Regions from separate parts of the Mus musculus genome. Here region 1 is linked to region 2. A link is a contact called in ENCODE Hi-C or POLR2A ChIA-PET data. All regions are on one chromosome and are shown on one strand. The core of a region is the stretch at or near the end of the contact, and the rest is flanking DNA. Distances in the headings are between cores, read along the strand shown. Region 1 holds the start of Rtcb (RNA 2',3'-cyclic phosphate and 5'-OH ligase). Region 2 holds the start of Prdm4 (PR domain containing 4).

Evidence for each region. A loop is a pair of places that touch in the nucleus more often than their neighbours do. ChIA-PET counts read pairs that join two places held with the same protein, here RNA polymerase II (POLR2A).
Region 1: a loop to region 2 is called in a map of heart, with 5 times the contacts of the local background. The contact joins the promoter of Rtcb here to the promoter of Prdm4 in region 2. A Hi-C loop is called at or near these places in 11 of 37 maps with a recorded cell type or tissue (T-helper 17 cell, adrenal gland, gastrocnemius and 3 more). POLR2A ChIA-PET finds 5 or more read pairs at or near these places in 3 of 5 experiments (Patski and embryonic stem cell).

The regions. Positions count from the first base shown.
Region 1 is chr10:85,955,035-85,959,293 of GRCm38, reverse strand. Rtcb (RNA 2',3'-cyclic phosphate and 5'-OH ligase) reads left to right here and starts at 1,501. Exons shown (of 12, transcript NM_145422.4): 1 at 1,501-1,679; 2 at 3,497-3,575. The coding sequence starts at 1,587. Gm48175 reads right to left here. Exons shown (of 1, transcript XM_030245432.1): 1 at 4,008-4,259. The coding sequence ends at 4,146.
Region 2 is chr10:85,914,084-85,918,261 of GRCm38, reverse strand. Prdm4 (PR domain containing 4) reads left to right here and starts at 1,276. Exons shown (of 12, transcript NM_001302886.1): 1 at 1,276-1,454; 2 at 1,533-1,738.

The DNA.
Region 1 (4,259 bases), core at 252-2,751, 41 kb before region 2:
TAGTGTCATTAATCAGCAGGGTGAGACTGGACAGGGGAGCAGGAGAGTGGGACAGCCAGGGTGGATATGTAAAAATGAACAGAAACCACACCCTTTGCTTAACTCCTTAGGTTACTGGGGGATAGAAGAGGGCTGTATAAGTACTTAACATCCTGGTCTAGTTACTCCTCCAGTTTCATGTCTGTGACCTTCAGAGCCACTATGAATAATTATGATCCCATTTCATAGAAGTGAAAACAGAGGAATGTATCACACAAAGGTGGTAATGGCATAGGCGGAACCTGAACCCAAGTCTTCCTGATTGCTATGGTGGTGTTTTTCACAGGGTAGGACTATCCTGCAAATCACTGCCAGCTTTCTTATCCCAAGAGCAAGAGTCAATTAAGTTTAAAGGTACAGACACAGGACACAGTCCAAACAAAGCTATGGAACACAGTGATCCCTGAAAGAGGGATTTATCCATCTTTGTAGGGAATTGCTGGCCAGAGCAGATTTCCTTCACAAGCATTTGTAGAAATAAATGATACAGTGTTGTGATATGCTTCTTTTGGATGCTCATTTTGTAATGGAGTGTTTGTTGTACATCTTCAATCTCATTCTGATACATTGCAAACGTCATTAGTATTTTATCTTGCTCAGCTGTTTCACTAATGTTCATGGGGCATGAACTCCAAACTGTATGTTCTATATAGCAGTTGACCTGATCCAGGGTGAAGAGGTTTCAGGAGCAGCTCAAAAACATTCTTAAAGCAGTATGTCTTCAATAGCAGCAGTCAGGAGACATTGGCAAGGGTATCTGTGAGAGTTCGAAGCCAACCCGGATACATAGGCTCACCAAGGCTAAGTATCGAGATCTTACTTTAAAAAAGGGGGGGGGGTGAAGGGAGGGAGGGAGAGAGAAAGGGGGAGGGGGGAAGAAAGGAAAAAGAGAGAGAAAGAAAGAAAGAAAGAAAGAAAGAAAGAAAGAGGGGAAGAAAGAAAGATAGAGGGAAAGAAAGAAAGAGGGGAAGAAAGAAAGAGGGGGAGAAAGAAAGAAAGAAAGAAAGAAAGAGGGAAAGAAAGAAAGAGGAAAAGAAAGAAAAGGAAAGAAAGAAAGAAAAAAGGAAGGAAGGAAGGAAGAAAGACAGACAGACAGACAGACAGAAAGAAAGAAAGAAAGAAAGAAAGAAAGAGGGAAAGAAAGAAAGAGGGGAAGAAAGAAAGAAAGAAAGAAAGAAAGAAAGAGGAAAAGAAAGGAAGAAGGAAAGAAAGGAAGGAAAGGAAGGAAGGAAGAAAGAAGAAAGAAAGAAAGAAAGAAAGAAAGAAAGGAAGAAAGGAAGGAAGAGAGAGAGAGAGAAAGAAAGAAAGAGGGAGAGAAAGAAAGAGGGGGGGGAAGTGCAAGTGAAGACTAGCGCTGTAATTCATTGTAACGAGATGATCAGGACTCGCGCGAAGAGTTTTGAGCCTCGGCGCTTGCCATCTTCCCTCCTGGAGCGGAGCTGGTCGCGCCTGCGCCCTGAGAGGCGGCGCTGCGTGGAGCGGGTGGACTGCGGGGTGGTTTCTCTTTCTAAGCGTAGCCAGGAGCTATCGCTGGCCTCGCCGCCACCATGAGTCGTAACTACAACGATGAGCTACAGTTCTTGGACAAGATCAATAAAAACTGCTGGAGGATCAAGAAGGGCTTTGTGCCCAACATGCAGGTGAGTTGGGGCAGCGGCCTTGGGAGCTGCAGGCCGCGACTCCGCCGCGAACCGGCGGCCTCCGCCCAGCGCAGGGCTGCGGGGTTCCAGGTCTCCCTCCTCTGCAGACTGCACGCGCCAGGTCCACACACACGAGGACAGACGGACGCAGCGTGGGGGCTCACGCGTGTTTTCCCCACGCACCATCAGACACGGTGTTCCTGGTCTTCCGAGATTTCTGTGGACTTTCCCAAGTTGGCACCGCCAGCCAGGAACTCTGTTTCTCTTGAGTCCTGATATTTAGTTAACGTTTACAGATGGCATTCTCCAAACTTAACTGGGTTTTAACGTAACGACAATCGGCATGATTCGAGCTTTTAATATGCTCTTGGCGGAGGACCCCCGAGTTGGTGGGTAACTTATCTGTACCCATCTAGGAAGACAACCCTGAATTCGTATCGAGTCCACTTCTCTCAGCCTGAATGATGTGTTTCAGCTGAAGGCTTGGGAGCCAGAGACCAGGATCTGAAACCCTGGGCCTGCTGTCGCCACCGCCGTGTGTACTCGAAAGTTCCGATAAACGTTGAGGAAGAAAACACTTGTGAGGTTTTGGCACATGTGTTAAGTGACACCGTCTCATAAATGCCATGAGAATGCAATAAAGATTTGCAGTCCTTTGTCTTAGTAAAAAGTTTCTGATAGGCTTCGCTTGGTGGCTCGGGCCTATAATCCCTGGAGGCTGGGAAATGGAAGATCCATTCAGGACTGGTTACACAGAGAAGCCTTGCACCACTTTGCAAGGTATACTAGGGAGAAAAAGTCCACAGCAGTGAAACAGTATTTTCCTTTGTTGTGTGGAAGAAGGGAAGGCTGGTTGGTAGAGTCTTGCTAATTTATTAAGTGACACATGAAAATTGTACATTATATCCGTGTGTGTGTGTGTGTGTATAATATATATACGCATATATTATATACATATATATTATACACACATACATATTATATATATATATATATATGATGCTTTTTATAATGCGTAAGTTATATAATAGCAAAATCATGATAGACATATCGCCTCAGAAATTTGTGAGCAGTTTTTCCGTTTTGAAGATCGTTGATTAGATTTTACGGGTTGGACATTTCCAGTTTAAACCCAGATCTAAAATGCTCTAAGATCCTTTTAGATTGTGACTGGAAGTTTTCCTCTTAAAAGACGCAACGTGGCAGCTTCATGCAGAATGAAGCACTTTGTGTGGTATAGACGTTCATGCAGAATGAAGCACTATGTGTGGTATAGACGTTCATGCAGAATGAAGCGCTATGTGTGGTATAGACGTTCATGCAGAATGAAGCGCTATGTGTGGTATAGACGTTCATGCAGAATGAAGCGCTATGTGTGGTATAGACGTTCATGCAGAATGAAGCGCTATGTGTGGTATAGACGTTTATGCAGAATGAAGCGCTATGTGTGGTATAGACGTTCATGCAGAATGAAGCGCTATGTGTGGTATAGACGTTCATGCAGAATGAAGCACTTTGTGTGGTATAGACGTTCATGCAGAATGAAGCGCTATGTGTGGTATAGACGTTCATGCAGAATGAAGCGCTATGTGTGGTATAGACGTTCATGCAGAATGAAGCGCTATGTGTGGTATAGACGTTCATGCAGAATGAAGCGCTATGTGTGGTATAGACGTTCATGCAGAATGAAGCGCTATGTGTGGTATAGACGTTCATGCAGAATGAAGCGCTATGTGCAGTGTATACGTTCTGCCCACTGGGCGTGTACTTGAGAAACTTGGGTTCAGACAACGCATTTTGCTTTTCTTTTGTATCAGGTTGAAGGAGTGTTTTATGTGAATGATGCTCTGGAAAAACTAATGTTTGAGGAATTAAGGAACGCCTGTCGAGGTGGTGGTAAGTACACTAGAGGTAGAGCTTTCCCTGTTCCCTGAATCAAGAGGAACTCAACCAGTGTGAGACATTTTTAAGGAGTGATCTAGACTTGAATCAAAGCACCTATATATTTGTGATCACATGTTGGGGCACACTGCTGTGTAAAGGTTTGGAGCTCAGGGCTTGTTCTCAGATAACTGCACACTCTAATAGCACACACTGCTGTCCATCCTGCACTCACTGCGTGTCATTAGATCTCTATACTGATTGTTCATGTCATGTTTGAAATAACTAAAAAGGGAGATATTGTCTGTCTCTTGTAGAATTCCAAAATGCAGTGAGTGTAAGTGACTTTTAGCTTGTCCTTGGTCACAGCTTCATAGTGACAGAGCCAGAATTCAAATCTCAAAGTGCCTAATTATTCAAACCAGTACTTTTTTCTTTTTTGGGGGGGTGGGGCACTTCTCAGATACATTTATTAATGCCACACTGTAAAGGGTTCTTAGGTAAGTCTACAGCAATGTTCCATGTTCCCATCTAACACAGCCTGCTTAGGTTTAGCTGGGTTAGCACCGTTCATCTTGAGTGGAATCAGAAGTAGTGATGGCCCAGGGCAGCTGCAGGACTGGAGCCTTCCAGCACTTTACTTCTTTTATCAGCACTCCTGATTGAATAAGGGATGAAGGTCACTGACCCCATTTCTAC
Region 2 (4,178 bases), core at 27-2,526:
TGCACCACTATGCCCCACCTCTTACTTTTTAAATGCATTTTTACACATGACAAAACTCACCAATCTTTACTATTTGATCAATCTTTATAAACATATACAGGCATGTAACCATTATCCAAAATGGTCCCTCATGTCTGTCTTTCTATATAGGCAATTTCATCTCTTCACCTATCACTAACTTCCAACATCCATCAGAGCTGTTAGTAAAGTCTTGGCCTTTTCTAGAATTTTATACAGACTTCTAGTCTTTTGTTTCTGATGTTTTTTTGCTCAGTGTAGAAAGCTTCTAGAGGTCTACCTACATGCAAATAGCTTGTTACTTTTTATTGCTGCCTAGGGCTCCACAACGGTGATTCAGTGCAACTCTTTATTGGTTGATGACAGATCATTAACAAAGTTGCAAGGAACTTAGTACATATGTCTTTGTACATACATACATACATACACACATGTATATGTTTCTGTATTGGGTAAATACTTAGGTATGATTAGTGAATTGTGGGGTATGGGATATTGCCATAAATAGACTGACAAGGTGGCAAAGAGGGTAAGGCTCTTTAGTCCCTGGTACCCACATGTGGGAAAGAGAGTGTAAGTTGTTCTCTAACTTCTTTTACACATGCACATTTGCTTTCACATCCACCCACCCACTCATATGAATAAACATTATGTCAAAAGTTGGCTACCGAGCAGATGTTGTGGTTCCAATGATTATTCTAAGTAAGCACTGTGCCTGTCCGTGCAGAAGGGACGGGAAGGCAAAGAGAGAAGAAAAACACCTGCACAAATCCCAACATCATCTTTTATGATGTGGGAGCAGGGAAACTTCACACAGGGTAAAAGAGTTTCAGAATCGAAACCCGATTACTCCTGGGCCACACCGCCGTCTGGCCCAATCCTATATTTAAAAACGTTGTGTTATGTGGATTCATGCTTCCCTACTTGAGGCCATGCCATCTGGACAGAAAAGCAGAGTCTGGAGAACGTTGGAGTTCAGAACGCACCCCTAGCACGTGTATCAGTTCTGGTCTCCTAGCAACGGCGGAGCGATTATTCGGCCCTCGATTGGATCGGCACCCAGCTGAGCTGCAACACTCTGGGTGGAGCGTCTCTAAGCCCGCCCACTCCCGGGGCTCTGCGGTTCTCCACACGCAGAGAGGGGGCGGTGCGTATCCCCGGAAGAGCGGGTCGGAGCGCAGGCCGTAGGCAGGTAGCACGGACGCAGAGTGGCTGGGAAGCCGGAAACGGGCCCGGAGTGGCTGAGAAGCCGGAAAGGCGCCCCCGAGGGTGCGGCCCCGTGAAGGCGGCGGGCCTGACCGGGCGGGGCCGGGCGGGAAATGTTAGGAGAGCTGTAAACCGGGCGCGGGGTCCCGGGAGGCAGGAGCGTCCGGGCCGACGTTCGGCCCGATGACGAGCCAGGCGGCCGGGCCAGTGCTCCCCAGCGCGGGCCTCAGGTGGGCGACGCGGCGGGGCGGGCTCGAGCGGCCCGGGGCAGGGAAAGGCCACGGCTGATCGCTCTTCTCTTCTTCCAGGTCGGCCAGTCCGGCTGCCAGCGCTTCTGGGAAAACAGCCCCGGGCGCCGCCCAGCATGCCGGGCCCTCGCCGCGGAGCGCAGCCGCCGGCCCTCGGAGACGTCGGGCAGTGCGGGGAGGCGCGGCCACCGGCGGGATGTGGTAGCACGTGACACCGGCCCCATCGCGCACCTAGCAGCCGCCGGCCCCCTGCCCTGGACGTGCAGGTGAGCAGGGCAGGTCCCCAAGGCAGGGCCGAGGGAGCGGGGCGGACGCCGCCGGAGACTCAGTCTTTGTTTGGGTGCCTTCGGGCCACACGTGTGACGCGTAAATGGATTTGAGCACCTGAACCCAATAGAAATATCCAGAGTACTAGTTGGTTCCTGGGGTGATTGTTCTGAGTAGCCGTACATTGTTAGCTGCTTGGCACCTCTTTCCTGTCGTATTTTAGCTTTCGCTATTTTAATTTGGAATGTTACTGTAGTATCATAGTTCTTCACCTTTGGGGGTTTGCGGGTTACTGTAGCCAGGGATGGTGGAGTGCGGAGGTGAAGTTTTTAAATTGTGCAAGTCTCCTGAACTAGAAGGTACTGTGTTAGCGGAGTAGTAAAGACGGAGCAGTATTTAGCTGGGTTCCCCCCCCCCCCGCCCCCAAAAGCTTTTAAAAGGCTGTCAATATAGCGGGGAAGAGAAAACGTATTGACTGAAATTATTGGAGCTGGTTGATGCATTTTGTAAAGTGGCTGTATTCCTGTTAGTTTCTTAAATGTCATTTCCAGAAAACAGCGCGAGGTTTGCAACCAACAATTGATCAACTTCGGTCAGTTAGAAACATAAAAACAGCTAAGAATAATTGGCAGAAGACACAGTGACAAGACAGAAAGAACTCAGTATCCTTTAGGCCTTCTTAGGACGGTGATATGAGGTTGGTAGAATGGCTGTGCCTTGTTGAAGGGGAAGGTCCCTTGGGAGTCACTGTGTGCAGCATTCCTTCCTGGTGTCTTCTGTCTTTGAGTACTTGTGACCTTTGGTTTATGGCTGTTGAGGCCATCACGTTTTGGGGACTCACATCAAACAGAAATCTGCTGAGCCTCTGTTACTAAAGTCTTGTTTGAACGGGTGTGAGAAGGTCCAGAATTTCACACGAGTTATTATTGATGATGACATTGTATAGACGTTCAGGAGCTTTAAGAATAGGAGGTGAAGCCACACACTTAACTCTGCTCTAATAAGTTACTGTAATCTGTATGTTGTATTTAGGCCTTGTGGTTCCAGTGATGGTTGTATTTTAGGTATGGTTGCAGGTGGGAGAATTTAGAGAAGTCTGTTTTAAACTAGCTGGGGCCTAGAGACTTTGCTAAAGTAGCAGTGGCTTCTTTAGGTTACACAGAGTTTCCATTCTTCGTGAGAAGTAACATCCTTTTGTTGATCTTTGGTCCTTCAGATAGTGTACCTCATTTTCCATGTGGTTCTAGCTGTCTCTCTGGGTGATGAGTGGGCGTGGCTTGAACATTTTTTTGGATGTAGTTGATGTCCAAAAGCTAGTTTTATGATTACCATATAGATGGAGTGTAATTCTAGAAATAGGTCTGTGAAAAACTTTATACCCCACAGTTAAGCCAGGTTGTAATGTAAACAGGACTCGGAAAAAAAGCAAGAACAGTTTTGTTTGTAATTTGTTTCTAGGCTAAGAGAGTGGAAATCTTAAATTAGGTTTGACTTCAAAACTCAGCTGTACCCCTGACTAGTTAGGTGATTTTAAACTTGGTGTGTGTTGGGGGGGAGCAGGGGGGTTGGTGGTTTTTTTGTTTTAAACCTCAAAATCTAGGCTTTCTTATCGTTAAAAGGGGACTAAGGTACCATCCCAGGGCTGGGGAAATGGCCCAGTGAATAAAAGCAGCTATGTAGGGAGGCTGGCAATTCCAGTTCGATCGCTCACATAAAAAAGCTATATGCAGGAATGTGCATCTGTAATTCTAGCAGTCCTCTGGGAGATGGGAGTTGGATACAGGCGGTCACAGCAACAAGAGGGACCCCGCCTCACCAACGTGGAAGTTGAGAACTACCTCCTGACCACTAAATACATCCACAGCCCTTTCAACCCGTGTACATGTATGTTAATTAAAGAAGAATAACAAAGTCGATCAGCAGTGTGGTTGCTATGACAAAATCCATGACAAGAAGCCACCTAAGAGAAGACCGTTTACTTTGATGAAGCCCATCCTGGTGGGGGAGGCAGTCATGTGGCAGCCTATAATCTGGAAGCGGAGAGGAACGTGGGCATGGGTTTGCTTCCTCACTTTACCTAATACAGGATCCTACCCCATTGAATGTAGGTGGAATCACCCTCATAGACACACTCAGAAGCGTGTGCCTATGTGATTCCAAGTCCACTGTGGTTGAGAGTGTTGATTTACCATCATACAACCTCCACGTGTGAGGTTTAGGAGGGGCAGGAGTAAATCACTTGCCCATTGTTTCTTAGGTACCCTAGGCGAACAGGAAGAACCTGCTGCAGTAAATGTGGAGTAAGGATGGGAGGTCACTGGAGAGCTCCTTTAACCTCCTTTAAGAAGGGTGGCTAGCTTCTGTAAATGATAAGATGGTGGTCTCTAAATTCTGATTAGAAACTAGTGTAGGTGCATATATTTAAAATGTTTTCTTTTA